Regions from separate parts of the Homo sapiens genome. Here region 1 is linked to region 2. Evidence: chromatin contacts called from ENCODE Hi-C or POLR2A ChIA-PET data. All regions are on one chromosome and are shown on one strand. Each heading gives the region's core, a stretch centred on a gene start or an enhancer-like site at or near the end of the contact. The rest is flanking DNA. Distances are from core to core; before and after follow the strand shown. Region 1 overlaps SEMA3A (semaphorin 3A). Region 2 overlaps SEMA3A (semaphorin 3A).

Evidence for each region. A loop is a pair of places that touch in the nucleus more often than their neighbours do. ChIA-PET counts read pairs that join two places held with the same protein, here RNA polymerase II (POLR2A). Pooled maps may share reads with other maps.
Region 1: a map of dorsolateral prefrontal cortex shows a loop between it and region 2 (2.4-fold over the local background). The contact joins two enhancer-like sites. A Hi-C loop is called at or near these places in 2 of 168 maps with a recorded cell type or tissue (PC-9 and dorsolateral prefrontal cortex) and 1 of 50 pooled maps. POLR2A ChIA-PET finds 5 or more read pairs at or near these places in 3 of 52 experiments (GM12878, H1 and activated T-cell).

What each region holds. Positions count from the first base shown.
Region 1 is chr7:84,186,239-84,189,677 of GRCh38, forward strand. The region is part of intron 1 of SEMA3A (semaphorin 3A); the gene reads right to left. Among named protein-coding and RNA genes, the nearest start is that of SEMA3A, 6.8 kb to the right of the region's middle. Within about 2 kb of position 1,778, at least 5 of the 41 ENCODE cell types and tissues checked have a DNase peak (open chromatin) inside an H3K27ac peak, as active enhancers do; they include PC-9, where a contact is called at or near this core.
Region 2 is chr7:84,039,984-84,043,606 of GRCh38, forward strand. All of the region lies in intron 6 of SEMA3A (semaphorin 3A), which reads right to left. Among named protein-coding and RNA genes, the nearest start is that of SEMA3A, 150 kb to the right of the region's middle. Within about 2 kb of position 2,233, at least 6 of the 41 ENCODE cell types and tissues checked have a DNase peak (open chromatin) inside an H3K27ac peak, as active enhancers do; they include PC-9, where a contact is called at or near this core.

The DNA.
Region 1 (3,439 bases), core at 528-3,027, 150 kb after region 2:
TGACATCACCTTTCTCAAAAATTCTACAATATTCACTTTATTTATCCAAGAATCTATTCATAAAGAAATCTGACAGATGAGTTATGTGGCTTTATGTGTCTATTTTATACATAGAACGCAAGTAAGAAATAGTTAATAATGGTGCTTTTGTAAATAAAGTTTGCAGAACTTATGAAAACGTACTTTCATTTAAGCTAGTTCTTAAGGGATAATAACAACGGAACAGCATTTATTCTCTTGAAATTCAAAGTTGAAGGTTAAAAGAAAACAAAATTTCTGACCCATATTATGAAGATTCATAAGCACTTTGACAGCTTGATTTGACCTCAGGTGTAAACAACTTTGTTTTAGCTATGCCCAAATACATTTCTAAGAGTTTGGATTACACTTGGATTACACAATCATTTTTCAATACCACTTAATAACTATGATTTGTACATAATAACAATGCTGCTAGTAGTTGTCCCATTGTCCTTTCCTGGCAATATTTCTACCATGTCACAATAACTACATATTTAAAAAAAAAAAAAGAATTTTCCAACGAACATTGTAAGTTCATTTTATTCTAAATACCAATCTATAGATCTATATATAAGTGGCCTAAGGAAATTAGCCTACTATCCTCTCCCACCCTCTCAATCAGTATCTTAAACAAAGAATTCAACATATATTTTTCATGTTCACACTTTAGCAAATATTCCCATGGTATTTCCTATCACATCTACTCTCTTGAGTAAGTCTGAGGATGGAAGTGGATCATACTCTGAGGCTGTGGAACTCAAGGGCAAGGGAAGAAAAAGGATGACTTGGAGATGTAGCTTAGGGAGCAATGAGCAAGTGTTGCTCTTGACAAGTGTAGGAGGGGAAGCAAGAAAGGCTCTGAACTGCTAAATCTCAGCAAGCTGTCAGAGAGCCAAGTCTGGATTCTCCTAAAAGTATGGACAATGAAAAAGAACCAATTGAAATTACTCAAGGATTACACTTACAACTTCATTTGGTAGAACTGATTTGATCTTCACAAACATTCAGATACAATAAGACTGAGAATGGGATACTTTCACTTATCTTTAGCTACTACTTGGTTTTAGAGTAGAAACCTCACTTTCTTTTCTGGCTGTATATACTGTGACCTGATAAGAGGACAAGGAAAATCTGGGTTTTTGTCCAAAGGAATGCAATAATTCCTCAGCCTGGTTCCTGATTCCTAGAGCCTTCCAACATATTTATTGTATGTTTCCTATCTCTTAGCTGCAGACTAACAAATATGACCTGGATATTTTCTGATTCAGTTCTGGAATAGGTGTGGTTCAGAAGGAGATACTGTTTATGGAGATAGTATTACTCTCACAATCCTTTGTGCACTCTTAAATGCCTTGACTGATATCTTCCTGCCCTAGCACCTAACACTAAACTCACTTTCTCTACTATATATTATAATGCACAATTCATTTATAATGAATTGATTTATTGTAAATTTTCATTCTTATTATTTCCAAAAATAATTTTGTTTTATTAACAGGCATATTATTTGTTAATTTTTAAAAGGTGTGCCAAATAAAGCACAAAATCATTCAACAATGAATAATTCTGTGCTAGCCATTGAGAATATAAAGATGAAAAATACTACATACCCAGCCTTTAGAAACTCAGAATCTGGCACAAGATGATTCACATAAGCAGTTTCACAGACTAAATGAGTCAATTGACATATTCAATAGAATGAAACTTCATTTGGCTTGCTGATGAAGACTCCAGTGGGTCATGTTATATTTTATCTAAAGACATGTTTATGATTGCTGCAACGCTTTAAGTTACTCTAAGTTTTGGTCAACATAGTTTCCCACGCCACATTTCTCCAAGCAAGGGAAACCTGGAAATGCAGGTTTAATGACTCATTCAGGAGATGACAAGATTCCTTAAAATGTGTGGTTCCTTTAAATTTTACCCTAAGCTTGTAAAAACTCCCAAGACCAAACTATTCTTCATATTTATCAACAGGATTTTATTTTTGCTTATCTTCATTCCCCAATTCAAGTATAAATTGTATATTTCCTTATCCTGGGTTTGACAGACTCCAGCTTTGTTACTGTTTGGAAATAGTGTGTGGATTGCCTATTTATACTGATGTTTATGTCTTGGCAATAGTGGGAGATAGTAGCTGGAGACATTCATACTTATTTGTGTCAGATAGAATTTATTGATTCTTCTATATGCTTAATTAAGATAACAGTGTTAAAGAACCTACAGATTAAAAGGAGTCAGTCTTTTAAAAATATACCAAATGCCATTTTCTTAACATTATTTTACTTTTTCAACTACCTACTCTCCAACTATAAATGGCTGTAATAATGTGCCACAGGCAGGCTACTTCATTCTTGGTAAGCACACATCATATAATATGTGATACTTAATATATACAGGCACATGAATCTCTGCTTCCATCATTCTAATTGTTTAGTACCATTGTTTCATTCACTATTTTGTTTTACATTTTACAGATTAATTTCACATATCAAGCCTTATTTAAGTTTAAATGTATGTATTTGCTTTTTACTTAGAAATATTTAGTTTTTCAGGATCAAAATGTACCAATAAATGCATGCAAAGAGCACATCAATATCTTTAGCAAATTTCATTTTAAGTAATTCTTCTGTTTTGTGAATGTTAAATTTCATGACTATTATGCCAATTTTTCCAAACTTGGTCTGCACACCTTATTCTGTGCATATTTACCCTAGTAGCCTGCCCATTTCCAAATTAATGAAAGAGCTGTCACAAATTGCTAGTGCCACCTATTAGTGGAAGCATAGAACTGCAAATCATGGTAATTCCTTTATATAGTGCATTAGAAATCATGAGGGGTAAAAGTCATCCCAAGAATCACACTTGTTCTAATGTATGTTTACAACTGCTGGTCTTTTTAAAATAAACCTTCACTACAAGTGCAAAACTTATTTCAATACTGTCATGAGTTTTGGAGATTTTACCTCTATAACTTTGTAGCAATGAATTATTTATCACATATTACTTTTTCATAAAGGTTTGACAAGAGCAATGTCTTAGTTGATTAATATGTAACTCTGTAATATCATGACTTTGTAAATAGAAGTTGTTGGATAATGATCAATTCAAAATTTATATCACTATTAGTCATTTTGGAAGATTTTGTAAAAATCAGATTAAACATTATTCAAAATAATCCTGACTTTAGATTTTGAAATTCTTCAAAAGTTGTGAAGGTGTGGTATTTTGACTTTTGGAGCTATGATACAAAGGTGTGTCACTGGAGTTAAAATGAGAAAAATTGGGATAATTTAAAATACACAATTTCTTACAGGCAACTTAAAATTCATGATAACTTTAAAATGCAAGTTTCTTAAAATGCAAACCTGAAAACATGATAGAAAATTTAATGCCCTATACAATTATTTATTCACAT
Region 2 (3,623 bases), core at 983-3,482:
ATAATAGTAGAGTAGATATATGAACACATATTTTATCAACATGGAAAGGCAGGTTATTTTGGAACTTTAAAAAATTTAAATATTATATGACCTTTTGAGATATTGTCATTAATATCTTCCACTGTGAAAGTTCCTGAAATCTTCTATTCTGAAAGTATTTGCATCAAACCTGCATTGAATATTTCATAATATTGTAAACCCATTCCTTTCACTCAGAGTGATTAGGGTATAACAAGTGGCTTTTTTTTTTTTTTCTGGTCAAAACTCTCCATTCCATTAAAATTCAATGGCATTGCTTCCCATCATTCAGCTTGATCTGGGTAAAATCCTTTAATTCCCCAGCCCCTGCTGTTGGGGAGCTCTAGGCTCATCACACTTAACCTCTGCCTGGGCTTCTCAGAATAGAATTTGTTTCACCCCATTCATAGCTTCAATAGTTGAGCAAGCCACACGCAAGTGCACACTGGTCTTTTACCCTGAGCACACTAATCTGATTGTTTTTCCACTCTACAAACTCTGGGTCAACAATCAAGCTGCCGCCAGAAACTAATTAATTTGCAAACAGGCTTCTGTTTTCACAGAGGGAAAGCTTTTGAGAGCCATGTCAGGGAGGCCGGTCACACCATGGTTACATGCATTGTCATGGCATCCACTTCTCTTGGTAAATCTCTTGCTTGATGTCACTGCACACAGGAACCCAGATTACCCAGTCAGCAGTAAATCCCTATTGAGACCCACCAAGCTTTGAATGTAGTGACTCTAGAAGAGGAAATTGGTATAGACAGGCTGTGTATTCATTAAACTGATGGTGAGACAAGAGAGAAAAAAATGTAAAAAACAAGAGGAAAAAGGAAGCTGCCTTTGATATAAAGAATTGTCCAATATATTGTCTCATTTTTTGATCAACTTTCATTTAAAAAGCAGGATTACCTTGAGAAAATATAATAATACTTCTAAATCTTAGATTCCTACTCTCATCAACTGTTAATTTCAAAGTAAGAAATTCAAAATTTTCTGCCTATATGCCACATCTGAGAGTTGTATGTTTTAGCCCAACATTAAAAAAATTCAAATGGAAAATGTGAACAATTTTATTCAGGTCACTTTTCTTAGAAGCCCGGAAAAAATAAAACCAGTTTTCAAATATATTGCCATTAATGAGTTAATTTTTATTCCAAAGCTTTATTCATATTTCCTTATTAGTAATTTCAAAAAACTTGCTAAAAGTCTTTATGTTCCTTAGACAAAAAGTGACAGAGAAAGTATGTCCTTGATAAAGGATATCAAGTGATGGTATATTTTGGTAACTTTTAGTTCTTTATGAAAAAAAGATGTATTTAGTGATTTGATTAAATGTATTATTATTTAGAGAGTAGAATAATTTCATGGTGTATATTTATTGTTTAAAAAGATACATTTATAATGGCTGTGCATTATTTGTTGGGACGAAAATGTTTCTGAGTAATAGATTCTTGAGGAAACAAAACTACTAAGTTGTGTTTAGGTATAGACATAACTATTATTCTAAAGTTTGCATATTTGAATTTTCAGCATAATTTCAAGAAAATACCTTAAGTATTCTCATTTTATTTCTGTGACTTTATACATTGATACTCCAGAATTGCTAGCTAATGCATACACTACTTACTCATAGAATACATAATTCAAACGTTTTAAAATACTGCATTCTTGTTTTCTTCTTTCATTGACTATAAAAACTAAGAGGACCTTTGTTGTTGCTGTTGTTTTAACTGAATGATCACTCAGCTTCTCTAACACTCATCTGCTCAAATAACCATAAAACAGGCTTATAGAGGGCTTTTTCCCCAAAGGTCAGCAAAATACTATAACTTGCTTAAGCCAAAGAAATAATCAAAAATGACATCATCGTTAAGTCTGACTTTATGCAAAACTAGATGATCTGTTTTAGTTATTAAAGAAAATGCAATTGGATACTCTGACGTTTTTTATGTCTCCAAAGATAGTAAGATCGAAATAGTGTATTAAAAGAGCTGTACAAGTGTACAAGTGATTTGAGATTGGGTATCTGGTAACGTGTAATGTTAACTTGCGTATTCATAGTTTATTTGCAGTCATATGTTTCATCACTGGGTCTAGTTTTCTAAAAGCGCATGTTGTGGAGAAATTTGAATCTTAAGAGAGTACGAAATATCCTAGTACATGACCACAGAGGAAGCTACGCTGATTCCAATAAGGGCAGGCCATCAGGGTATGAATATTACAAGTGAGAGGAAGTGAAGTGATGACTTGCATACCATTTCAATTACAGAAAAAGAGCAAGTGAGTTAGTCTATCTACAGGCACGATCCTTTTAGGAAATTCCACTAAAAGAAAACAGGTCTTCCTGAAATGAGTGGGAAGGCGTCACACTCCAGGCATTGTAATTAGGTCTGTTTGTGTTCCCCAGGCCTTGGGATCCATGTGGTTTCATATATTAAACCCGACTCTGGCTGCCCTTTCACCCTGACTCAAATATAATCACTCACAGAGTGAGTCAGGCCAAGCTTCCTAAGCGTGCTCCACCCAACAGAAGTGGGATAAAGGATACTCAGATAATTAGCATTTATTAAGTGCTTACTACATACCAAGAACTTGCTCAGTGTTTTTTATACATTAATATGTGGTCGTTTTTCCACAACAACTATAGGAGATAGGTAGTACCTCTGTTCATTTTATTAATGTAAGGGCCAAAGTAAAGTGAAACCCTGCCTCATTCTAAAGATAGTCTTTCTTCCAAATCATGTATCATCCCACTATTACTCCAAGACATAAACAATATTGGAAAACAGTCTCCATCAAATAAGAAAAATAAATGTGAGCTAGAAAAATAAACTGCTCTAATGAATGGTTAATATGGACAATAACTAGGTAGTAGTATTTTCATACTAAATGTTAAGATATCATTATGATAACAGCAGCATAAACTTATTTGTTTCCTTACTATAAATATACACAGAACAATTTTACTTTATTTCCACATTAAGCTGAAATTGGAATTGAAATTTGAAATCATATAATACTGAGAGAATTTATGTAGTACAAGAAAAAAATACTGGTACATCATGCCAAACCCCTAGCAGTATATTTTCTGAAATAAAACATTGTTATAACATTTAGAAACCCTAAATTAGGGTTTATCGTAACTAATGAAGATGTTTTAAGAACGTTATTACATGTTAAAATGTAAAATACACAACAGACTCCATTGTCTGAAGTTTCTTAATCTGAAAGTGTTATTCATTCCTAAATTTTCCTGCTAAAACTGAATTTAAACATTTATTGGCATTATCATATAAATTTTCTAATTATGAAAGTAGTGAAACTCCATTTTAAAAAATCAAGATATTTCAAGTTACAATTTTAGAGAACTGTTTGGTTGTTTGCTTTTCCTTACCAGGAACAAAAATTAAAAGTCATCTAAAATAGGTGAACTGATTCTTCCAAAAGAGTTGAACTGATTTGAGAAAAATAAAGTCCTATGCTGAAATTAATTTTAATATTCCTGAAGACCTTTAAAAACTACTTTGCAAAGCAATGTGTTAATTCTGGAACACGTATGATTGTATAGTCTATGCTGATGCCTCAAAACTCATTTATTTTAT